Regions from separate parts of the Homo sapiens genome. Here region 1 is linked to region 2. The links are chromatin contacts, found by Hi-C in ENCODE. All regions are on one chromosome and are shown on one strand. Each heading gives the region's core, a stretch centred on a gene start or an enhancer-like site at or near the end of the contact. The rest is flanking DNA. Distances are from core to core; before and after follow the strand shown.

Evidence for each region. Hi-C counts contacts between places; a loop is a spot of excess contacts on that map. Pooled maps may share reads with other maps.
Region 1: a loop to region 2 is called in a pooled map, with 5 times the contacts of the local background. The contact joins the promoter of METTL26 here to the promoter of CLCN7 in region 2. A Hi-C loop is called at or near these places in 4 of 50 pooled maps.

The regions. Positions count from the first base shown.
Region 1 is chr16:634,805-638,277 of GRCh38, reverse strand. It overlaps METTL26 (methyltransferase like 26), which reads left to right and starts at 1,973. Exons shown (of 6, transcript NM_032366.5): 1 at 1,973-2,184; 2 at 2,504-2,666; 3 at 2,938-2,997; 4 at 3,322-3,389. The coding sequence starts at 1,988. TRG-CCC2-2 (tRNA-Gly (anticodon CCC) 2-2) reads left to right here and starts at 1,472; the gene lies at 1,472-1,542. It overlaps LOC100287175 (a long non-coding RNA gene), which reads right to left and starts at 1,326. Exons shown (of 4, transcript NR_149003.1): 1 at 1,222-1,326; 2 at 152-255. RefSeq lists enhancers at 169-943, 2,374-3,033 and silencers at 1,962-2,081, 2,132-2,311.
Region 2 is chr16:1,472,710-1,476,365 of GRCh38, reverse strand. CLCN7 (chloride voltage-gated channel 7) reads left to right here and starts at 1,338. Exons shown (of 25, transcript NM_001287.6): 1 at 1,338-1,532. The coding sequence starts at 1,392. RefSeq lists silencers at 916-1,265, 1,386-1,595 and an enhancer at 835-1,378.

The DNA of each region.
Region 1 (3,473 bases), core at 724-3,223, 840 kb after region 2:
CTTTGGGGCCCACTGCAGGCGGCAAGGACAAGCTGGGCTGGCCCAGAGCTCAGCAGAGCTAGCGTTTGCTTCAGCCATTGGTGGTCAAGCCACGAGGCCCAAACATCCAGCCCCAACAATAGGCCATATCTGAAGTCAGGCAACACTAAACCTGCCATGCGCTGGGCACTGTAGGCAGCTCCTGAACGCAGCTCCATTCAAGGGGGGAAGCAGGGAGGCGCAGAGAGACTGATCTCGGGCTCCTCTTTCCTGTGCCTAGGGAAGCCCAGGTGAAATCTGGGTGAGGAGAGGTGCATGGGCCCCAGGAGAACCACTGGTCATCATAGGTCCCTCCTCCTGGGGCTCTCCTCGAGGTGGGGGTTGGGGGCAGGGTGCGCATTGAAGGAGGCGCAGGGAAAGTGCTCAGCCCACAGAAAGAGAGATGGAGGCGGCCAGTCAGGCGAGGAAAGCGTGGGCTTGGGCCGCAGAGCCTGCTGCAGGGTCTGGCCAGTCACCACCACGGCGGACACCAACATCTCCTGGCAGGGTTGTCCCTGACCCCTGACTCCCTGAGCCCCCCATGGCCCGCGTTCCCAGTCCCAGACTGGCAGCCTGTAAGCCACTCTCCTACCCTGAGCCACGTGACTGGCCCTCCCTGGTTTACCCCTTCCAACGTCCTTGCCCTAGCCAGAGCGATATGGGGTTCCCATTGGTGAAAAACGGCTCAGCAAAGGCGCTAAGCCAGTCCTGAATGCAGAGCCAGGCGCTTGGCACTTTCTGGAGAAGAGCCCGGCTCTGAGGCTGGGACCCCAACCCTCGGGCGCACATAAATCGCGGCCTGTGACTTGATTTCGGGGGTCACCGACCGACCCCTCACGCTATCCGTGGGCCCTGAGCTGGTGCTGTTACCCCAGTGTCACAGAGAAACCCTGGGGCATTATTCGTGCCCCTCCCGCAGACCGCCCAGTTCTGCAGGCTGGGACCGCCCGCCCCGCCCTCTGCCGCCCCTGCCGCCCCTGCCGCCCCTGCCGCCCCTGCCGCAACCCCGCTCTGGCCCCGCCCCAACCCGCCAGTCCACACTCATGTCCCGCCCCCCAGCCCCGCCTCCCCTCTCGGACCCGCCCCGATATGGCCCCGCCCCTCCGGCAACCCCGCCCTAAACTCGGACCAACAGGGGGCCCCAGCCCAGCCCCGCCCTCTCCCCAGCCCCGCCCCGACAGGGCCTCGCCCCCATCGGCTCACGAAGGCCAACGGCTTCCACGGCTCAGGCCCGAATCGAGACTGTCCTCCAGCTCGCGTCCTTCACGCCCGCTCCTTCCCCTCCGGCACTGGGGGGCACCGCGAGACTCTTACCCTCGCGGTCCCGCCAGCTGGGTCCTCCTATGCAGTCGCCAGCTCCCTTGCGCTGAGCCCGGCGCCAGCGGCGGCGCACGCCCGGAGGACTTCCCGCGTCACAGTCTCTTGTCTCCGCGGGCAGCAACTGTCTTAGACAGCGCCGCTGGTGTAGTGGTATCATGCAAGATTCCCATTCTTGCGACCCGGGTTCGATTCCCGGGCGGCGCACTTAGTTTTTTTTCCCATTTGAACATCGAACTCTCGCTAACGCCAGAAATTTAAAAGTAGAGAAAACCCGAAACCAAGGGAAGGCGCCCAGTCTGGCGCAGCGCTGACACAAATTTCGGAGAGTGACACAGGTGCCCTGAAAACCCTGGACGGCCATGGGCGACAGGGTGCCTGAGCTGAGGCGCCTGTAAACCAGCAAGCCAAGCTCGCCGTTCAGTCCCCTGCCTGGGACCGCCACACACCGCTGAGCCGCTCCCCACCGTGCCTCTGGCGACTGCTGGTCCTTTAACAGGAGGCGCGCGTGCTCCTGGGAGTTGTAGTTTATCAGCTTCCGACGTGCCCCGCGGTATCTGGACTACAGCTCCCGACGTGCCCCGCGGAAGCCCGGCCACCGCCCCCGACGCGACCCGCGCCGCGTCCGCGGCGGGGAGTTGTTGCTGCCGCGATGCTGGTGGCGGCGGCCGCGGAGCGGAACAAGGATCCCATCTTGCACGTGCTGCGGCAGTACCTGGATCCGGCCCAGCGTGGCGTCCGCGTCCTCGAGGTGGCCTCGGGCTCCGGCCAGCACGCAGCGCACTTCGCGCGGGCCTTCCCCCTGGCCGAGTGGCAGCCGTCGGACGTGGACCAGCGCTGCCTGGACAGGTGCGGCCCCCGGGGCGGCCACTTCTATCGGTGCGGCGGTCCGGGGCCTCAAGAGCCCACGGCCCGCAGCCCCGGAGGAAAAGGATGCGGCTCGGGCTCTGAGGGTGCGGGGTGGGAGCCTGGGGGTGCCCCCGGGGCAGGCCCTAGCTGTGCGGCCCCCGCGGCTGCGGAAGTGGGTGGACCTCGGGGTCCCCCTTCCCAGCCGCTTTGGTCTCCGCTCCTCAACGTGCCCCCCAGCCTCCCCTAAGAAATTCTGTGGGGGCGTCGGAAAGGCGGGTGCACAGGACTCGGCCCCCACCCAAGCGTTCGCCTCCTGCAGCATCGCGGCCACCACGCAAGCCCAGGGCCTGACCAACGTGAAGGCCCCGCTACACCTGGACGTGACGTGGGGCTGGGAGCACTGGGGCGGGATCCTGCCACAGTCGCTGGACCTGTTGCTCTGCATCAACATGGCCCATGTCAGCCCCCTGCGCTGCACGGAGGTCTGTGGGGAGCCCAGCATGGGTGTCTGCCGTGGCACCACTCACCCTGCATGGGGGCAGCTGGGATGCCAGATTTGCCCCCATCACAGTCGGGGTGAGGGTCTCCAGCCTCCCCCATCACAGTCGGGGTGAGGGTCTCCAGCCTCCCCCATCACAGTCGGGGTGAGGGTCTCCAGCCTCCCCCATCACAGTCGGGGTGAGGGTCTCCAGCCTCAGGGCCTGGCTTCTGTTGGGGGCAGCACCTCACTGCCGTCCTGTTCCTACTCACCAGGGGCTCTTCAGAGCAGCAGGACACCTGCTCAAACCCAGGGCCCTGCTCATCACCTACGGGGTGAGTGGGCCTGTCCACGGCGGGCCTCCCGCTCCCAGTCCTAGCTGCTGTCTCCTGCCCTGCTGAGAGTCCTCCCTCCTGGGCTCCCTGCCCCCCGCCCAGCCACCAGCACGGCCTCCCCTCCACTTCCAGTCTGTACCCCTCCCTGGGTCATCTGCCAGCCTCCCTACCCCCTTGCCCACCAGGCTGGCCTTGGCTGACTCCCTCTTGGGGACAGGGAGGGGGTGCCCTTTCATTCTCCAAACCCCAGCCTGCAAGTCTGTCCCAGGCTCTCTGGGAAATACCCCGACCTTGGTCCAGTGGGCTGTGTCCCCATGCCCACAGCCCTATGCCATCAATGGGAAGATCTCCCCCCAGAGCAACGTGGACTTTGACCTGATGCTCAGATGCAGGTCAGAGCTAGAGGCGGGGGGTCTGGCTCAGGTGGCAGGTGGCTTGGGTGGCACCCCCCAGGCCATGACTCCATCTCCCCACCC
Region 2 (3,656 bases), core at 89-2,588:
TAATCTCAGCACTTTGGGAGGCCGAGGCGGGTGGATCACGAGGTCAGGAGATCGAGACCATCCTGGCTAACACAGTGAAACCCCATCTGTACTAAAAATACAAAAAATTAGCCGGCCATGGTGACGGGCGCCTGTAGTCCCGGCTACTCGGGAGGCTGAGGCATGAACCCGGGAGGCAGTGAGCCGAGATTGGGCCACTGCACTCCAACCTGGGCGACAGAGTGAGACTCCGTCTCAATAATAAAAATATCGACCTTTTAAAAGGAAGAGGATGAGGCACAAAATATAAAGAGTTTACTCTAGAGGCTAACGTGGAAGGATCACTTGAGGTCAGAAGTTTGAGAACAGCCTGGGCAACACACTGTGAGCTCCACAGCAAAAATTAGCCGGGTGTGGTGGTGCAGGCCTGTGGTCCCTGTTACTCCAGAGGCTGAGGCGGGAGGATGGCTTGAGTCCAGGAGGTCAAGGCTGCACTGAGCTGTGACCGCACCACCGCACTCCAGCCTGGGCGACAGAAGGAGACCCTGTCTCAAAATAAATAAATAAATGACCCAGAAGGTGGGGACAGGGTGGGGGCTGATGTAAAGCTGTCAAGAATTCTCTTTGGTTTATGGAAATACCATTGATTAGTGATGGGCTGTGCCCTGGTGCGGGTACAGGGTCCGGGCGGCTATTTGGCTAATTCACAGCTATCTGCGTAGTAGCCGGCAGTTTCCAGAGGCGACCCTCCTGTACTGTCTCTGGGGCCTGATCGTTGAAGAGGACTCGCCTTCTGTTCTTTTCTCATTAGGCGGGAGGACCCTCTGGGGCTGCCTGGAGGAAGCCTCCACTCCGACCCTCGCCCGAGTGCCTACTGCGAGGGCGGATGCATGCTTCGGGACTTCTAATTTCATCCTTCACGTCTTTAGCCGCCGCCTATGGCAAGGAAAGGCCTGCCCTCGCCCCTGCCTCCCTCCTCCCTTCCCCACCGCGGCTCCGTCACGATCGGCGCGGGCGACCGGGCCTGGGGGAGCCCCTCCAGCCGGCTCCTGCCCTCAGGCCCCGGGCGCTTCCCTCGCCCCGACTCCCGGGCCCGAGGTCCCGGGGGCGGCCATTCGCCTCCCAAGCACTCGGCGCTCAGCCCAACGGGGCCGCCTTTGCAGTCGCGTGGGCAGAACGGGGTCCTCAGGGCCGCGGCGATTCTCTAGGGCGGGCGGCGCCACGACCCGCCGGGAGCGCGGCTCCCAGGAGCCCCCGCGCGACCGGGCCTCGGTGGTTGCCGTTGCAGGTCACATGGTCGCCGTCGCTCATCACGTGGCCCCGTCGCGCGTCACGTGGCCGCCGGCGCGGGTCACGAGAACAAACACGGGGGCAGCCGGCGCTTCCCGGCCGGTGTCGCTCCGCGGCGGGCCATGGCCAACGTCTCTAAGAAGGTGTCCTGGTCCGGCCGGGACCGGGACGACGAGGAGGCGGCGCCGCTGCTGCGGAGGACGGCGCGGCCCGGCGGGGGGACGCCGCTGCTGAACGGGGCTGGGCCTGGGGCTGCGCGCCAGGTGAGGCCGGGCAGGGCGCAGGCGGGGAAACTGAGCCCTCGTGCGCCCCGCAGCCCGCGCCCTCGTGAGCCTTCTGGCGGCGCCGCGTGTCTCGGTCCTGGAGGCGACCGAGGCGCGGTGGACTCGGGAACGCGCCCCGGGGCTCCTCGGCGGGGCCGGGCTGGCGGGGGCGCCTGGGGTCTGGAGTCTTCGGAGGCCGCGCCGGGCTCGGTGGCCGGGAGGGCTGCGTGGGCGAGGCGGAGCTCGCCAGACCCCGCGGAATGTGGGGCGCTGAGGGGCGCCGGGGCAGCCGTGGCGCACGTTCATTCCCTCCGGTGTCCCCCAGACTGGCCCTAAAGGGGTGCAAGTGGCTTTCTGTTCAGGTGACTTTTAAAAATTGTCATCCTACACGAGCAACTAATTTTGTTTGCGTTTTTGACCCCCTGGGAGATGGAAACAGTTAAGATTGCAGCCGGGTCACTGTCTTTCAGTGAGAATGACTGAGCGCCTTTATCTGCCATCTTTCTGTGTGGGGATCAGTCCCGACTTTCAGGTGATCTTGGGAGTGACGAGTATTTGTACTCAGTCTCCCTTCGCACCGAGTTGAATTTGCAATGTGCAGGCAAACACAATAAGCAGCAAGTCAGAGGTTGGAATGCGTTCCGCATGTCACCCTGCAGCGTGCGTCTGAGCAGTGTTAAGGTCTGGAGAACCGTTGCGGGTACATTTGTTTCCCTGTCTGTGTATTGTCTTAATATTTTTTTTTTTTTGAGACGGAGTTTCACTGTAGTTGCCCAGGCTGGAGTGCAATGGCGCGATCTCGGCTCACTGCAACCCCCACCTCCCGAGTTTAAGTGACTCTCCTGCCTCAGCCTCCTGAGTAGCTGGAATTACAGGCGTGCGCCACCGCGCCCGGCTAATTTTGTATTTTTAGTAGAGACGGGGTTCCTCCGTGTTGGTCAGGCTGGCCTCGAACTCCCGACCTCACGTGATCCCCCGCACCTCAGCCTCCCAAAGTGCTGGGATTACAGGCGTGAGCCACTGCGCCTGGCCGTATTGTGTTACTTTTGAGTTAATGGACCGTTTTGTTGATGGGTCTTAATCTGCTTTGCAGTTATTCTTTACATTTTCTCTTGTCTAGTCCTTTAAACACTTGTCTTGTGCTTAAAGATTAGGAAGGACGGCAGGGCACGGTGGCTCACATCTGTAATCCCAGCACTTTGGGAGGCCGAGGCGGGTGGATCATGAGGTCAGGAGATTGAGACCATCCTGGCTAATATGGTGAAACCCCGTCTCTACTAAAAATACAAAAAATTAGCCAGGCGTGGTGGCGGGCGCCTGTAGTCCCAGCTACTCGGGAGGCTGAGGCAGGAGAATCAATTGAACCCGGGAGGCGGAGCTTACAGTGAGCGGAGATGGCGCTACTGCACTCCAGCCTGGGCAGAGCGAGACTCCGTCTCAAAAAAAAAAAAAAAAAAAAAAAAGTTTAGGAAGGACACGAAAATCAGCCTGTTTCCATAGAACCTACATTTAGGTTTTCCCAATTCCTTAGAAACGCACCAGACAAAGAAGGTCATAGTCTGCCTTTTGCTGATAAGAAGCAGCAGCTCAGCTCCCTTTGAAGTGGGCCCTCCTGCTCTCCGTGCTGTAGTCTGCATGAAAAGTGATCTGAAGGGGTTAATTTGAAGTGATGGGGCCATGGGTGATTAGTTATTTGTGTGTATGCCTGTGTGTGTATGTGTATGCCTCTGTGTGTGTGTGTGTGTGTTTCTGTTTTAAAAGAAAGGCCAGGTGTGGTGGCTCATGCCTGTAATCCTAGCACTTTGGGAGGCCAAGGTAGGGGAGGATCACTTGAGCCCAGAAGTTCAAGACCAGCCTGGGCAAAATAGTGAAACCCTGTCTCAAAAAAAAAAAAACAAAATTAGCCAGGTGTGGTGATATGCATCTGTAGTCCCAGCTACTGGCTCGGGAGGCTGAGGCAGAGGAGTCGCATGAGCCCAGGAGGTTGAAGCTGCAGTGAGGTGCTTTTTTTTTTTTTTTTCCGAGGTAGTTTGTCACTCTTTTGCCCAGGCTGGAGTTTGAGAACCTATCTCAAAAAATTTAAAAAAAATTTTTTTAATTAAAGAAATCTGAAGTTCACAAGGT